Linked DNA regions of Homo sapiens: region 1 is linked to region 2. Evidence: read pairs that join two places in POLR2A ChIA-PET (ENCODE). Cell type or tissue: endothelial cell of umbilical vein. All regions are shown on one strand. Links, peaks and the distances in the headings refer to the core of each region. The heading gives the core; the rest is flanking DNA. Region 1 overlaps LOC105374781 (a long non-coding RNA gene). Region 2 overlaps SLC1A4 (solute carrier family 1 member 4).

Region 1 (10,023 bases), core at 1,139-9,138, 490 kb after region 2:
ATCTTTTGTTCCTTTTTGTTGCAGAGAAATATTACGTTGTATGGATGTACCACTGTTTGTTTATCCATTCTTCAGGTGAAGGACATGTGGGTTGTGCCCAGCGCGGGCTGAATAAAGGTGGGTAAACATTTGTGCAGGTTTTCATGTGAATGTAGCTTTTCATTTCTCTTGAGTAAGTACCTAGGAGTGGGATTGCACAGCTCATGCTTCTAGCTAGCCTTCAGGATGTTGTATAACTAAGTAGATACTCAGGACTTTGGTAGATGTCAACAGCTCCCTGCTGCCAGAGAAGGACATGGAGAAAAGGAGGTTTTTTTTTTTTTCCCCACACACTTTCGAAAAATTCAGAAATAACTTTTTGTTCCAGCGTTCACATTTTTAATATATCAAAATGATAAGTTTATAACTTATAAAACAGTTAGTTTTGAGCTTAAAATGTGAATTTTGATCTGTGATGAGTGCTGAAAACTGAAACACTACTTTTTTTGTTTTTTTTTTTTTAACTATTTGCAGTCTTAATTTTCCCACTCCAGATAAAACTCAACCTTTACCATGCATGACACATATCTTTCTGGATGTTTTCTGTCGCTTTGAAAACGACTACGGTCAGACCTTGGTACTCAAACAGAAGAAGATGTAGATGAGTTCTTTCCTTCTCTTTAGAATTCTGCTCTTTCCTCTCGGGTTTATTTTAACTCGAATCCCATCTTTCTCCCACTTTCCCAACCCCCTCCCTTATTCTCACCTATCATCTGCTTTGGAAGAGGGAGCTGGATTCTCAAATTGAAGACTCCTTGCTATATTTGGTTAAAATCTCGATGTTGGGTTGAGGGCACTTAGACATCAGCCAAACCACGTCACCCCACTTTGAGTCCTGATGTGTGTATGTAAGAAGCGTGTGAAACATCCCACTTCTAATGAAACTTATCTTCCCATTTTTGCATGGTGAGTCAGTGGTCCTCCCACAAGATGAGTTCTAGTGAATCAACAAAGTGAAACGGGATTTAGTGAAAAGAATTCACCTGTTATGCCTATCCACTGTAGATAGAGGGATCATCTCCTCCTCCTTCTATGGGTTGCATGAGGACTTCTCAGAGTCAATGTCTGACTGGTTACAAGAGAAAAGGTTCATGTGCAGCACCAACAGAGGACGGGATCTAAGGAGACCCACACCACTGTGCCCTACTGGGTCACTTTCAGAAGCCAAGTGATATCTTTTGAGATTCCTAAGTACCTTAGCTGAGGCACCTATAATAAAAGACAAGTTAACAAGAAAGAAGCATATTCAGGCCAGGTGCAGTGGCTCACGCCTGTAATCCCAGCACTTTGGGAGGCTGAAGCATGTGGGTCACCTGAGGTCAGGAGTTCAAGACCACCCTGGCCAACATAGTGAAACCCCATCTCTACTAAAAATACAAAAAAAATTAGCTGGGCATGGTGGTGAGCATCTGTAGCCCCAGCTACTTGGGAGGCTAAGGCAAGAGAATCACTTGAACCCTGGAGACAGAGGTTGCAGTGAGCCGAGATCACACCACTGCACTACAGCCTGGGCGACAGAGCGAGACTCCATCTCAAACAAATAAATAAACAAATAAAAATAAGCATATTAACTTATTTAATATATTTGATGTAGCATGCGGCCTTCAGAAATGAAGAACCGGCTGAGCGTGGTGGCTCATGCCTATAATCCTAGCACTTTGGGAGGCTGAGGCAGGCAGATCACCTGACGTCAGGAGTTTGAGACCAGCCTGGCCAACATGATGAAACCCCGACTCTACTAAAAATACAAAATTAGCTGGGCGTGGTGGCACTTGCCTGTTGTCCCAGCTACTCGGGAGGCTGAGGCAGGAGAATTGTTTGAACTTGGGAGGTGGAGGTTGCAGTGAACCGAGATCACACCACTTCACTCCAGCCTGGGCAACACAGCAAGACTCCATCTCAAAACAAACAAACAAACAAAAAAATGAAGAACCACGAAAGAGGGAAGCTTGTGTGGTTTTTTTTTTTTTTTTTTTTTTTTTTTGAGATGGAGTGTTGCTCTGTCACCCAGGTGGAGTGCAGTGGCGCGATCTCAGCTCACTGCAACCTCTACCTCCCAGGTTCAAGCGATTCTCCTGGCTCAACCTCCCGAGTAGCTGGGGCTACAGGCGAGCGCCACCACGCCTGGCTAATTTTTGTATTTTTAGTAGAGACAAGGTTTCACCATGTTGGCCAGGCTGGCCTTGAACTCCTGACCCCAGGAGATCTGCCCGCCTTGGCCTACAAAGTGCTGGGATTACAAGTGTGAGCCACTGCACCCAGTCAAGCTTGTGTTTTTTTATGTTTAGGTTTGATGAAGAGTGGACAGTCACTGAGAGGTATGATTGGACAAAGGGGATATGACCTAATAGTAATCAACTGGGGGGAATTTAGCAAGATTCGTTTGTTCAAATTCTTCTCTGTGTCTCTGTGTCTTCAGGGATAAGGACATTTCTTTCCTTCAGGCATAGGGAGGGCACCTCTGAAATTAGGGTATTTATTTACTTATTTTGTGACAGAGTCTCACTCTGTTGCCCAGGCTGGAGTACAGTGCTCACTGCAACTCTGCCTTCCTGGCTCAAGTGATCCTCCCACCTTGCCACCATGCTCAGCTAATTGTTTAACATTTTTATAGAGATGAGGTCTCACGATGTTACCCAGGTTGGTCTTGAACTCCTGGGCTCAAGTGATCCTCCCACCTCGACCTCCCATAGTGCAAGCTGCCTCGTCTGGCCTGAATGAGGGTTTTATGACCTATCAACTACTTTTTTTTTAAGACGAGATTTTGCTTTGGTGCCTAGGCTGGAGTGGAGTGGCACCATCAAAGCTGCAATGTGCAGCCTTGACCGTATGGGCTCAAACAATCCTCCAACCTTAGCCTCCGGAGTAGCTGGGACCATAGATGTGCACCACCATGCTTGGCTAATTTTTTGATTTTTTTGCAGAGTCAGGGTCTCACTATGTTGCCCAGGCTGGTCTTGAATTCACGGCCTCAAGCAGTCCTCCTGTCTTGGCCTCCCAAAATGCTGGGATTACAGGCGTGAGCCACTGCACCTGGTCCTTATGACCTACTTTAGGGGAATGTAAGCACATCCTTTTCCGGTCTGTTTCAGGGGAGAAGGTCAAGAAAAGGTCAGAGAGACCTTCCAGCTTCTGCTGTTTTCTCAAATGCCAAGGTGCCATATTTTGGGGTAGTGTGTTCTGAACCCCATCACAATAAAATGATGAGTTATTGCGTTGGCCACCCCTACGCAGAACCTTCTGAGAAGATTTATGAAATGCATCTCAGGAACATCCTAGGGTTGGGGGAGAGGAAATGGGGAAGCATTTATCCTTTGCTCCCAGGCCCCCATGGGCAAAGATTGCCCCATAGGCATCAATACACCTGTATTTGCCTTGTCTAGGGCAGGGTGTGGGGAAAGCCAGGGGCATGATCCTTACATAAGCTTGTTGGTTACATAATGTCACTTCAACAATGCCTGGTATCTTGCTGAAGAAATGGCAAACTATTTTTAACCTCTTGGGACTTGCATCCTGGGACTTGCCTTCCTATAGCCCTGGCTATAAAACTCTAGGTGGCCCAATGTAAGGCTGGTAAGAATGGTGGTTGTGGAATTTCTATTTGAAAGGAGCCTTGGGGCAGCCATCTGTTTGGGACTTGGCGTAGGCTGTGAAGAACAGACATTGTGTTTACTTAGATTGTATGTGTATTTAGCGCATGCTGAAGGAATATGAGGGGTTGTTAGCTGTGAACACAGCCACCAAGAGCAAGACCTGTGGGCACGGTGGCTCATGCCTCTAATCCCAGCACTTTGGGAGGCTGAGGTGGATGGACTACTTCAGCCTAGGAGTTCGAGATCAGCTTGGGCAACACAGACTCCATCTCTATTTTTTTTCACTTCTTTTTTTGAGATGGGGTCTCACTGTGTTGCCCAGGCTGGAATGTGGTCATGCGATCTTGGCTCACCACAGCTCCAACCTCCTGGGCTCAAGCAATCCTCCCACCTGAGCCTCCCAAGTAGCTGGGACTATAGGCATGTGCCACCACACCTATCTAATTTTTGTATTTTTTTTTTTTGTAGAGATAGCATCTCACTATGTTGCCCAGTCTGGTCTCGAACTCCTGGGCTCAAGCCATCCTCCCATCTTAGCCTCTCAAAGTGCCAGGATTATAGGCATGAGCCATCATGTCTGGCCCATCTCAATTTTTGAGAAAATAAATTAAAAACAAAAAGGGTAAGGTTCTTCTTGAGCACATTCTGCCTGAGGTAGCCCAGAATCTTCAAGGCTTTCCACGCCTGATTGCTCCTTACAAAATGGTGCCGAGTATTTGGCTGGGCTCTCTCTCTTTCTTATCCAGTGTGCCAATCTCTCCTGCCCACGCCCTCACTGGGGTGAAGGGTGAAGGTAAGCAAAGAAGAAATCCTGTCCCAGCACAGGAGCTGTAAATGAGGTCTCAATTGCCAAGGCTTCAGGGAAATGTCTTCAGCCCCCTAAGTATGTGAAACTCCCGAGTTCCAAGTGGTGTGATCCAAGCACAACAGTAAGACTGGCAGTTACACAGTGTCTTCTGGTGCCAAGTTTTCAGACTGGGGAGCCACAGCGGTCACATGCGTCATCTTACTCAATCAGCCCTCTTAGACCTGCAAGAAAGGTGACTTGTTCAGTATGTGGTTTGTATACTTTATCCATGTCTTGGCTTGAAAAGTAGTCGTGAATTACCATGTATCTACAATCCTCAGCTATTGTCTCTTGAACCATGGTTTCCCTCCTGGTAAACATCTTTTTCAATCACCCCCTTTGACTCCCCAGTTGTTCTGACCTGAGGAAAGGTGGGGGAGGCAGAGTGATGAAGAGAATCACCTGGTATGTCCTGGCTTTATGGCTTTGCTCATGTGCCTCTCCCCTTTCGTTTTCCCTCCCCAGCTCTGCTCCTAGCCAGCAAACTCCCCTCATTCTCTAAGCCTTACTTTTCCAGGGCAGCTGTCCACTCCAGTTCCCAGGGGCCACCTTCTCTGAAAACATGGCACTTCTCTGCTCAACGCACTTGGCCATGAATCAGTTGAGCCTGATGGAAGCTCTGGTCTTGTCATTTATCTTTCCAGGCACTTCTACCTTATCTTTGTCCCTCTCCCACACCCTCTAGTAGATTGTAAGCTCCTCGAATTTGCTTTAATTTGTGACCTCCACAGGTCCTAATTCAGTGTCTTAGACATAAGAGGAATCAATAAATGAACAGAAAAAAGGTACATGACAATCTGGGGAAGGACACTCTGATGGCCCCTGTCTCCACTGGGTCTTAAACATGTTTGAGAAATTGGCTGATCTCTAGCATCCAATAATGAACACTGTACCAGTGCTTGTCAAGTTTGCTTGCTACCATCTTCCTTCCTTTCACACCATGATTGAATACCCTATCTGACATGCAGTCATTAAGAGTGTGAACTTCAGAGAGAGACCACCTTGGTTCAAATCCCAGCTCTTCTGTGTGACCTTGGGCAAGTGACTTAAGCTCTCTGAGCTTCATTTTTCTCATTTGTAAAATGGGGATAATAATAATAGTGGTGGCCTCTTAGGGTTGTCATGCAGATAAGATGAGGTAATTCACAGAAAGCATTTGGCAGTGTGAGTTCTCAGAGAAATATGGTTTTTGGCTGTCTGTGGGGAGCTCACCATCCAACAGGAAAATACACATTAATGCAACTATGTGTTTTAAGTTGGATGCCCTCAGAAACTGATCTGATGATACAGATTTGAGTGCAAATCGTGTATTTGAGAGGCGACCCCAGGAGGCACAGGTAAGAAAGAGGGGAAGTGAGACAGTACAGGATACGTTAATGAGCAGGTTCCCACTGTGGGCCCTCAGGTTCATTCCTGCTGGGGACCTCTGGGAGACTGCAGAGAGAAACCTCAGAGTTGTCTCTCCTCTTGCCAAGGGCAAGAAAGTTGGGGTCTTTTTCATCACCTCCTGTTACTCATTGCTTGAGGGTTGCTCCCAAAGGGTTTCCTCCCCTGTGCTTTCAGGACAGTCTCCCCAGGCAGCCAAAGACAGTTCTTAGACCATGAGTCAAAGATACTTGCAGAAGAAAGCCTGGGGTCAGGGTCATGGTCCCACTGGACCCTGTGCTGGGGGGAATCTCTGGATGGGGCATCGACTGTGACAGCCCTTGTTCTGAGTTCTGCTGTTATCCATAAGAGTTGGTGGAGAAAAATTGTAACCTTTCTGAGGTTGTTCAAGGGGAAGGTTTAGGTATGGGAGCATATGCTTCTGAAGAAAACCCTGCTGCCTCTTTAACGACTTGATTGTCAAGTGGCATCTCTGAAATCTCAGCGCCCACCAAGCTCTTTCAGCACTGAGGGTCAGCTCTGGAAGTGCAGAGACTGTTGCCTGCACTCGCTCGAGGGGAGGGCCCCACCCTCATTATCTCACTGGGATTTTATGACCCTGCTGTGTGAGCAGCAGTGCACAGCTGGGGCAGGAAAGAGCAACCTCACAGATTCAAAAAGGATAATGCTGCTTCCCGCACCTTCCCCACTTTTCAAAACTGGAAATAGCAGAGGCAAGGGGAAAAAATGTGCAGAAAGCACAGCAAATTGGGGGAAAAGCTGTTGCAGTTTTGCCTTTGTATGTTCCTCATTAAGGTTTGCCTTTTTCCTGCCATGATTGTCTCCAGAACTTATGGTTGAAAGGAAATGGGCTTGTGAGTAAAGCTGGAGAGAAATCAAGAAGTTATACTGAAATAGTAGTGGCAAAAAAAAAAAAAAAAGATGAAGTCAAGAAGTATTCGTTATTCCACAGGGAGATTTAGGGGGCCCATGGGGGTCTCATAGCAAGTGTGACTTCTAGACATAGCCAGACCAGGAAGTACAAGACAAAGTGACTTAAAGGTGCTTGTAAGAAACCCCCAGGCTCACAATTCTTCACACCTCATACTCACACCTACATCTTTTCCCTCCTGGTTCATTTAAAGCTTATTTTAGCTTTTAGTTTTAGGTAATTTCATACCTGCAGTTTTGATTTTTATTTATTTTTATTTACGTTTTGTTTCTCAGAGACAGAGTCTCATTTTGTTGCCTAGGCTGCTCTTGAACTCCTGGCCTGAAGTGATTCTCCCACCTTGGCCTCCCAAAGTGTTGGTATTACAGGTGTGTACCACTGCGCCAGGCCTGATGTTTTACATTCATCTTTGCCTCTATCCGTGAGTGTACTGGGTTGAGTAGTGTCTCCCCAAAATTCATGTCCACACAGAACCCCAGAAAGTGGTCTTATTTGGAGATAAGGTCTTGCAAATTTGTTAGGTGGGTGCAAAAGTAATTGCAGTTTTTGCCATTGAAAGTAATTGCAAAAACCGCAATTACTTTTGCACCAACCTAATAATTAGTCAAGATGAAATCACGCTGGATTAGGGAGGCCCTAAATCCAGTATGGTTAGTGTCTGATAAGAAGAGGGAAGTTTGGACACAGAGACACAGAAACACAGGGAAAGAGGCCATGTGAAGGTGGAGGCAGAGATTGGAGTGGTGTAGCTGCAAGCCAAGCAGTGCCAAGGTTTGCCAGCCACCCTTAGAATCTAGGAAGAAGCAAGGAAAGATTCTTCCCTAGACCCTTCAGAGGGAGTGTGGGCTTGCCAACAGCTTGCTTTCTGACTTGTAGCCTCTAGAACTGTGAGAAAACACATTTCTGTTGTTTGAAGTCACCCAGTTTGACAGCTCTGGGAGAGTAATCCAGAGTAGAAGCCACCTGAGGGCAAGGATGATGGTTTATTCACCTTATGCCTCTCTGCAGTGTTTAGTTCCAAACATGGCTGACTCAAGATGTTAAACGGAGCTTCATAAAAAGATGTTACTGGAAGGTATGGCTCTTTCTAGCCTGACTGCTGTCACAGCTGTAGAAATGAGGTTGTCAATCTGAGAGCAGGGCTCAGGGGTTTGGAGACTAGGTAGTTTCCTCTTGGGAGGACATGACAGTATTGGGGAAGGGAAACACTCAAGATGGTGACCCAGGACCTCCTGAATCTGTCTCCCAATTGTGGCTAGAGCTGGCCTGGTTTCTGGGCCCCCACATCTAATTATGTGGATTCCATGGTGGCTCCCGCCTGTAATCTCAGAACTCTGGGAGGCTGAGGCGGGTGGGTCGCTTGAGCTCAGGAGTTTGAGACCAGCCTGGACAGCATGGTGAAACCCTGTCTCTACAAAAAATTACAAAAATTAGCTGGATGTGCTGATGCGTGCCTGTAGTCACAGCTCCTCAGGAGGCTGAGGTGGGAGGATTGCTTGAACCCAGGAGGTCGAGGCTGCAGTGAGCCCTGATAATGCCACTGCATTCCTGCCTGGGTGACAGAGCAAGAGCCTGTCTCAAAAAAATAATAATGATTATTATGTGGATTCAAAGAGACTCAGATGCTCCTTCTACGAGCGGGGGCAAATCCTTGGGCATCCGAGGTCCTGACCGTGGATTACCCCAGCTGGTCTCCAGAGGACTTCTGAGTATCACCATGGGTGGGGACAAGAGGGTAGTGGGTTGGGGTTGAAGTCGACTTTAGCAAATAGCTCATTGTTCTCTTTCACCCTTCTGTGAAAGAGGATCAGAAGTTCAGGGCATGGCTCTAAGGAAGTTCCTGGCAGCTCTGTTTAGAGTAGCAAGATTTTGGAAATGACCCAAGTGTCTGACAATAGATGATTGGTTAGATAAGGTATGGGTTAGCCAGACGTTGGAATTTTATTCAGCCACTAAAAATGATGTCGTAGATGATTGTTTATTGACATGATAGGAGGATATCCTGTATGGAAAACACATATAATATTTTACACTTATGATATGTGCAAGATATATGTATGCAGGCATAGGAAAAAATCTACAAGGGCATAAGAGCAAGGTCTTAACAAGAGTTTTCTCTGGTTAGATAATGGATGATTTTTTTCCTCTTACGGTTGGGGGATATATTTTTGTAATATAAAACCAAAGTTATTTTTGTTTTAAGAAATGCTCCTGGCCAGACGCGGTGGCTCATACCTGTAATTCCAGAACTTTGGGAGGCCAAGGCGGGCAGATAACCTAAGGTCAGGAGTTCAAGACCAGCCTAACCAACATGGAGAAACCCCATCTCTACTAAAAATACAAAATTAGCCAGGCATGATAGTGCAGGCCTGTAATCCCAGCTAGTCCGAAGGCTGAGGCAGGAGAATCACTTGAACCCAGGAGGCAGAGGTTATGGTGAGCCGAGATCACGCCACTGCACTCCAGCCTGAGCAACAAGAGTAAAACTCTGTCTCAAAAAAAAAAAAAAAGAAATGCTCCTGCAGGCCAGGTGCAGTGGCTCATGCCTGTAATCCCAGCACTTTGGGAGGCCGAGGCAGGTGTATCACCTGAGGTCAGGAGTTGGAGACCAGCCTGGCCATCAAGGTGAAACCCCCTCTCTACTAAAAATACAAAAATTACCCGGGCATGGTGGCAGGTGCCTGTAGTTCCAGCTACTTAGGAGGCTGAGACAGGAGTATTGCTTGAACCCGGAAGGCAGAGGTTGCAGTGAGCAGCTGAGATCGCACCACTGCACTCCAGCCTGGGCAACAGAGTGAGACCCCGTCTCAAAAAAAAAAAAAAAAAAAAAAAAAAGAAATGCTCCTGCAGTATTCTATAGGTTGTGCCATGAGCGTCCTCCTTCCTTTTCTCTTATGAGAACTCACTTTTCTGCATTTTTTGCATAGGATTGGGCTCTCTTTCTTAATGTGTCAGCAGAGAGTCATGGCAGCAACGCAGAGAAAACCTCGTTACCGGGGCAGATGTGAAGTTTACCAGAAGCTTTTCCAGCCCCTTGGGCACCACCTCTTTGGTGCTGAGAATGGCTGAGCTCACCTGAGATGGTTTCCTTCCTTCTCTGCCCTTTCCACTGTGCAGGGTGGCTGGGACTTCCCTGACCTCCACCAACCCTGACCTTCCAACCTTGAGTCTACCTTGGATTCTCTCTATTCAGTCTCATCTTGCTTGAAATACTAAACCATATCCCA
Region 2 (8,000 bases), core at 1-8,000:
CCTCCGTGCAAGGATGACACACAACGTGATGTTCCAATGTGAAGCGTTCCATATTTTTTAAATTAAAATAAATAGTAATATTAGCCACCAGATGGCAAAGTTGAGGAGTGAGTTGTGAACAATTTCTTTACATTATTGACTGTGGCGGGTTGTTGTAACTATGCCCATGTCTCTTCTATAGGCAAGATGAAGACAGCACATCTAACAAGGATCCAAATTAATGGCATTGTCTCAGCCTAACTAGTGATGAAAGGAAAATAATAGCAGCTTGTAATTTTTTTTAAAAAAAGGTTCTCACTCTTGACCATTTCTTTTACCTCCCAGGAGGACACCTGAATAGTTTAGAGACAGAAAAAAGCATCAACCTAGGGAGGTGGGTAGTGATGAAGAGCAGACACTAAAGCCAACCACCTGGGTTTGAAGCCCAGCTCTATGACGTACTTGCTGTACGTGCACAAGTCGTTTGTCCTCTCTGTGCCTGAGTGTCCTTATCTGTAAAATGAGACTAGTGAGACCTACAACCTAGAATGGTTGTGAGGATTAAATGAGTTAATATATGAGTGCTTTGCCAATATTCTAGTGTGTCCCACCCTCTCAGGGACAGCTGAGGGCTATTTGATATGATGCATGAATGCTGCTCTTAACTTAATTTCCCCCAAAAGATCCCCACTCCAGGGGTTCAGCCTTACCCTTTCCAGCTGGAATCTAAAACTGGATGGAGGCCTTAAAGAGAGGATGGATTCACACCCCCATCATCAGAGTGCAAGTCCACCAGCCCCAGCCCTTCCTCAGCTCAGCCTTGTAGGGGGTACCAAGATCTGAAGGGTCACATCCCTGTTAACTGGCTCTGTTACAATAAATACTAGCGATAATAAATATTTATCAGGTGTACATACCATGCCATATCCTGTTCTGAAGAGTCTTTGAAATTTTAATAGATTTGGTAAAGAATTTTTGAACTTAAATAAAAGGAAATAATTCTGGAACAAAATATGCCCAAGCAAAAGTAAATTGTTTTACATTCTTTTCATATAGAACAGAGAAATGCATACCACCCTTGACAATAGGATCAGAAGAACAAACAGTATCAGATGTTACAGAACGTTTTTGAAGTTTTTCACTGTGTGAGCTGCATGGGTCTGCACAGCACCTCCCACAGTGGTTCTGCATTGGCCAGTTCAACCTCATTTCATACCAGTTTTTCTGTTTGTTTTAAGTAATGTATTCAAAGAGTCTTATAGCGCTGGAAAAGCTTGTTCATTCATTATCTCCTGGCTTGGACTGACTTGGGCCTCTAGATTTAGTAGTGTATCTTAGAGGTTTCACACGTTTTTAATTTTGACCTACCATAAAAAGTACATTTTACATTATGGCATCCACACTATACCCGCCCCCCAACTCCCACATACTCAAACCAAAACACAGGTTCCACCAAACAATATTTTAAGTGTGATATATACTGATATTTTTGTCTAATGTATTTCATCTTTTATAAAATACTGGTTAAAGCCAATACACTGATTTAATGGTCTACTGATATTTGAGAAACTTTGGCCTAATACATATGTAATTCAAGTAGATCTCTCAGGATCAAACAACAGAAAAAGGAAATATTTGCAAACTTGAATAAGATGAGGAGCTCAGTGCTTAGAAGCATCCTAACACCCAGTGAAAGTGGGTGATGTGCAGAGGCGAACACAGGATGACCATTTGGTCCTCCTGACTTCTGGACTCTGGATTTCAGTACTCTACATCTGGGCTGTCCAATACAATAGACACTAGCCACATGTAGCTATTTAAAATTACTTCAAATGTAAATAAAACTTAAAAATCAGTTCCTTGGTGGCACTAGCTACATTTCAAGTGCTCTATAGTCCAACATGGCAGCACAAATGCAGGCATTTCAGTTGGACAGTGCTGGCCTAGATGGAGCAGAAATGGGAGATGCTCAGTGACTGGGCATTGGTGTCTCTATGTGCTAAATGAGGGGATAGAACTGGATCACCTCTAAAATCCCTTCCAGCTCACTGTCTCTGATTTCAAAAGCCCATGAAGCTACTGTGTGAACATGAGGAGTTGGGAAAAATGCCTGAAGACAGAGCTCTGGGAAGCAAAACTGTTTGCCAGAGAGGCAGCTGATCCCGGATTAGAAGAGAGCTCAGGAGTAAGAACCAGAGTTTACCGCAGCATCTGTGTCTGAAAGCCAAAGGAGAGAGGGAAAGTAGAGGACAGAGAAACATGTTGCTTTATTCTGGCAGCCTCATCTCCTTGCCCTTGGTGACAGCAGGAGGGCACTGCTCCTGCTCTTGGTCTGTGGCAAGCAGAGGATGAAAGCAAAGGAGGATGCTTTCTATGGTGCTTCAGCTCACTGCCACCAGGAGAGCCCTTCCCAGAGATTGTTATCTGAGAAATGAGCTGTATAATCTAAAAAAAAGTTCAGCCCTCCCATTGAATGTACGTATTTTTTAGTTGGAAAATCTCTAACAGTTATTACCATACTTTTTTATATAAGTTTTTAAACAATTTCAAGGTAGGATTTATATACAATAAATGCACCCACTTTAAAGGTCCAGTTCAATGAGTTCTGACAAATGGATAACTCATGTGACCACCACCACAATCAAGATACTGAACTTTTCCATCACCTATGACTCTTCTCAGCAATCCCCATTCTCCACCCCTGGCCTCAGGCAGCTGACCTGCTTTTTATCACTATAAATTAGTTTGGCTTTTTCTAGAGTTTCATATCAACAGAATCATTCAGTATGCACTCTCCTTTGTCAGTCTTGTTTTGCTCAGCACAGTGTTGCTGAGATTATCCATGTTGTTGCGTATATCACTTGGCTCCTTTTTATTGCCAAGTGGTATTCCGTTGTATGGAGTTTTCATAATCTTTGTATCCCTTCATCTGTTGATGGACATTTGGGTTTTGGACTATTATGAATAACGCTGTTATGCATACAGTTCCTTTTTGCAGGCATATATTTTTATATTTCTTGGGTAAATATCTAGGAGTGGGCCGGGCGTGGTGGCTCATGCCTGTAATCCTAGCACTTTGGGAGGCCAAGGTGGGCAGATCACTTGAGGTCAGGAGTTTGAGACCAGCCTGGCCAACATGGTGAAACCCTGTCTGCATTAAAAATACAAATTGGCAGGCGCAGTGGCTCACGCCTGTAATCCTAGCACTTTGGGAGGCTGAGGGGGGCAGATCACGAGGTCAGGAGATTGAGATCATCCTGGCTAACATGGTGAAACCCCGTCTCTACTAAAAATACAAAAACAAAATTAGCCAGGTGTGGTGGCGGGCGCCTGTAGTCCCAGCTACTCGGGAGACTGAGGCAGGACAATGGTGTGAACCTCGGAGGCGGAGCTTTCAGTGAGCCGAGATCACGCCACTGCCCTCCAGCCTGGGAGACAGAGCGAGACTCCGTCTCAGAAAAATAAATAAATAAATAAATAAATAAATAAATTAGCCGGGCGTGGTGGTGCACACCTGTAGTCCCAACTATTCGGGAAGCTGAGGCAGGAGAATCTTTTGAACCCAGAGGCGGAGGCTGCAGTGAGCCGAGATCTGCCACTGCACTCCAGCCTGGGCAACAAAGTGAGACTCTGTCTCCAAAAAAAAAAAAAAAAATCTAGGAATGGAATTGGTGAGTCCTATGGTAAGTGTATGTTTAACTTTATCAGAAACTGTCAAAACACATCACATTTTTCTTAGGAACTTGATTTTTGGGGGGCAGAAGTTGCTCTTTTGCTTCTGGACCCCTCTGTTCCCATTGGATTTTGCAGACTAGATATTGTAGACAGTCTGAAAACAGGTCGGTGTGCCAGTGGCTGTTAGGTGTAGAAGTTCTGGGTTAAGGACAGGGCCTGTTCTGGGTGAGATGTTACTGGGTTATTGCTTGTATGAAAAGATTGGGCAGGACAGATAGACAGAATTAAACAAATAGTGTTGTGCTCTTTAGAAGAGAATGCATTCAAGGCTGTGGGAAAGGCTGTGCTTGTACCAATTGAGGAAACAGCTAATCCCTGAAGGATGTGAGGTATTTGCCGGGGGAAATTGTTTCCCATGAGGAAAGTGGAGGTCTTCTAACCCAACTCTTTTCTGAACTTCCCGGTCCTCATGGAAAGAGAAACTTAGAGCAGCTCAGTCTGTCAACAACTGAGGATTGTTGTGTGGTGGATACAGAACAGAGAGACTTTGGCACAGGGCCCCTTGCTGCTTCTGACTAGGGCAGAAAATGGAAATGAAATGCCAAAGGTAGTCCCCAAGACTAAAATATGTAAGAAAGTTGCTTTGTAATGGAAATAATAACAAATGTAAGTTGTTATTCATCTATACTCCGAAAACTAGCCAATATAAGTTGCTAGTCTGTTTCTACTTTTTAAAAAGTAAATATAGCTGTGATAAGAATCAAACTTCTGGTCACAGTTTTGCAACAATTTAATTCAGCTAAAGATTAATTTTTTCTGCTTAAATGCAGACATGTACTCTGGTATTCTCTAAATATGCTAAAAGCAACTCAGGTTCTATGGACAAGTTTGGGAAATGCTGTGTTGCAGGCTGTGTATGCTGGCCGTCCTGTGAGAGCACCCTAAGTGTTCTAATGCATTGATTTTTGCATCTTATTAACTTTGTTGGCTGATACATTGCTGCATAACAAACTACTACACATTTAACAGCTTAAACAGCTTAAAATCTCACATATTTACTATCCTACAGTCTCTCTGGGGTCAGGAATCTTGGGACAGTTTAGTTAGGTCCTCTGCTTCAGAGTCTCTTACAAGGCTGCAATCGGAGGTGTTGGTCAGGGCTAGGTTCTTACCCACAGGTCCACCTGGGGAGAGATTCACCTCTGAGGTCATGTTGTTGTTGGCAGAATTCAGTTCCTTGAAGTTTGGACTGGGAGCCTCAGTTGGCTCTTGGCTGGAGACCACCTGCAGTTTCTAGTCTCGTGGGCCTTTCTAACATAGCAGCTTGCTTCATCAAAGTATGCAAGCAGAAGACAATAAGAAGAGTCAGCTAGCACAATGGAAGCTACAACCTTATGTAACCAAATCGTGGATGTGACATCCCATCACCTTTGCTGCATTTGTTCATTAGAAGCAAGTCATAGGTCCACCCAGACTAAAGGGATTACCCAAAGGTGTGAATACCAGGAGGCCATCTTAGACTCTGCCTGCCACAGCTGGGTTGCAGCCAGACCTGCCTACCTCTGAAACCCAATGCACTGCAAATAGTTGCCTGGAGATCCTGGTGAGCAACCCAGCTTCTTACAGAAGTAAGAATTAGTGGATAAGTTTGACACAAATTGTTAAGAATGATCCAGAGTCTTTTGCTCTTCTAGACTTACTCTTCTTGCAGGAAGTGAGAACAAATGGACTGTCAGCTGGAATAGAATTTCTTGTATATCAAGACCAGCATCCTACACAGAGCCCTCAGTAAAACTATTTGCATGAACAGATTTTGGGCTCCATCAGCTCGATTGCCCTACTTTTATAACAAATGTTTATAATATCCTTAATTCTAAGATGAAATCCATAAATAAAATGTCCCTGCCCACATAATTTCAAAATATCAATATGATGTAACTGTAATATACAAAAGGAAAATAATTATAACAAAAACAATGTGTCTCAATATATACATGCTCTAAAATAAAGTGGTTGAATGCTTACTCCTGAACTCAGAATCACTGCTAATGAAATAGTTATAAATGCAGACTGTTACTTGACACTGGGTGTGGAATTAGGGACTCAGATTCTACAATTTGCACTGGTGGTGTGATTTTCCAGGAAGACAAATAATATTTGGAAACATTCTGAACAAAGCAAAACAAAAACCACCCCATAATTTACAAGGAGTTACACTTCTGGAAAATTCAGCGTATGTTCAAATTGTGAAAAACAGAACCTTGTTTTGGAATTAGTTTAGTCTTGAGTAATTATAGATAAGGTTTTTATCTACACGTATGTCATGCAAGACATTGGAGGGCCTTGAGATAATTCATTATACAGGACTCTACTGCATTTAACAGGACAAATGTGTGGGACCTGGCATTTCTCCCTACACACTCCCCCCAATTGGGGAATGCCTCAATTTTGCAACAACAAAAACGCCCTTGGATTTCACTAGTGAGCAGTGACACTTGACATTGCAAACCACTGCAATGGTGCCTAACCTCTAGGTGAGAGGAAAGCAATGCAGTTATAGACTTGGTTGGACACCATTAAGTTCAGATATCAAGGAGTACCATGAGAGAGATGGAAATGAAAATCAGTGGCTTCAAAGTATCTACTGTGGCCCAGCAGCGCAGGCACAGTTAGGGTGCTTAAATCAAGCAAAAGGTGCAGTGTCAGCTAGGGGTGGAGAGAGAACACTGTGTTAGGGTTTTAGAAGTGGACATCTCAAAGCAGATACTTTGCACACTGAATTTTAAGAATACTGATGAAGACAGGTACCATGGCTCACGCCTGTAGTCCCAACACTTTGGGAGGCTGAGGCAGGAGGATCACTTGAGCCCAAAAGTTCAAGGCTGCAGTGAGCTGCAATCACACCACTGCACTCCAGCCTGGGCAACAGGGACCTCATCTCTAAAAAATTGTTTTAAAAGAATACTGACAGAATGCTTTCTTTTCCAACAGAAACCTGTTTCCCTCCAATCTTGTGGTTGCAGCTTTCCGTACGGTAAGGCTTGATACTTTGCTAAAAATATGAAACTTTGATGGAAGAAATGTACCAATTACTGCTATAGAGTTAGGTAAGGTAGAACAGGGAGAGATGGTGGTGTTAACAAAACTTGGTAAGATTGGCCTAAACTTTTATCAATGGGTACCTAGAGTTAAAAAACAACAACAATAAAATAAATAAATAAAGACTGAACAAACAAAACTTTCCAAAATGTCCCACTGGTTCCAAAATTTGTTTACATTACCTAAGAAATACCCTCAAATCACATTTTGGGGATGTCTTAAATATTGTACACTTTTTTAAAAAAATACACTTTTATCTTTTTTTCTGACTATAAAGATAATATGTGCTCACTGCAAAAAAATAAAATAAAATACAAAGAAGTGTCAGAAAACAAAAATCATCCATAGTCACTGTCTAGAGCTACCCATTATTTTGGTATACCTCTTTCAGATATGTTTTTTCTATGCGTGTATACACATACATTTTAAAAATAAGCATACAGGCTGGGCGCAGTGGCTCATGCCTGTTATCCCAGCACTTTGGGAGGCCAAGGTGGGTGGATCACTTGAGGTCAGGAGTTCAAGACCAGCCTGGCCAACACGGTGAAACCCCGTCTCCATTAAAGATACAAAAATTAGCCAGGTGTGGTGGCGTGCACCTGTAACCCCAGCCACCCAGGAAGCTGAGGCTGGAGAATTGCTCGAACCTGGGAGTTGGAGGTTGCAGAGAGCCGAGATCACACCACTGTACTCCAGCCTGGGCAGCAGAGTGAGACTCTATCTCAAAATAAATAAATAAATAAATAAATAATAAAATAAAGATAAGCATACATAGTATGGACACACACTACACATGTTGCTTCATAGCCTGCTGTTTTTTTTTAAGGCAGTATATTGTGAATATTTTCTCATGTCGGTAGCTACCCTTCTGCATAACGCCACGGCTGTAGAGTATTCCATTGTAAGAGTATAACATAATTCTCCTCTACTAGTCCCCTACCGATGGATGTTCAGGTTGTTTCTGGTTTTCCCCTATTTTTTGGCAATGCTGCAAGTAACAGTCCTGTGACCATTCTTTTTTTTTTTTTTTTTTTTTTTTTGAGACAGAGTCTCACTCTGTTGCCCAGGCTGGAGTGCAGTGGCGCGATCTTGGCTCACTGCCAGCTCCGCCTCCCAGGTTCACGCCATTCTCCTGCCTCAGCCTTCCAAGTAGCTGGGACTACAGGCGCCTGCCACCACACCCAGCTAATTTTTGTATTTTTAGTAGAGATGGGGTTTCACCGTGTTAGCCAGGATGGTCTCGATCT

Evidence for each region. Peaks named below come from ENCODE experiments on the same cell type or tissue, not always from the same donor. Only the 100,000 strongest peaks of a DNase experiment are listed, where the experiment ranks them.
Region 1: POLR2A ChIA-PET joins it to region 2 with 6 read pairs; 2 of 35 experiments call an interaction of 5 or more read pairs at or near these places.

The regions. Positions count from the first base shown.
Region 1 is chr2:65,483,036-65,493,058 of GRCh38, forward strand. LOC105374781 (a long non-coding RNA gene) reads right to left here. Exons shown (of 3, transcript XR_940192.3): 3 at 4,586-4,661. Among named protein-coding and RNA genes, the nearest start is that of SPRED2, 55 kb to the left of the region's middle. In endothelial cell of umbilical vein, for the core only: no CTCF peak of the experiment used is centred there; no DNase peak of the experiment used is centred there; H3K27me3 peaks cover 406 bases.
Region 2 is chr2:64,994,803-65,002,802 of GRCh38, forward strand. It overlaps SLC1A4 (solute carrier family 1 member 4), which reads left to right. Exons shown (of 8, transcript NM_003038.5): 2 at 6,646-6,688. It also overlaps the pseudogene RNU6-548P. Among named protein-coding and RNA genes, the nearest start is that of SLC1A4, 9.4 kb to the left of the region's middle. In endothelial cell of umbilical vein, for the core only: no CTCF peak of the experiment used is centred there; a DNase peak (open chromatin) is centred at 4,179; H3K27ac peaks cover 699 bases.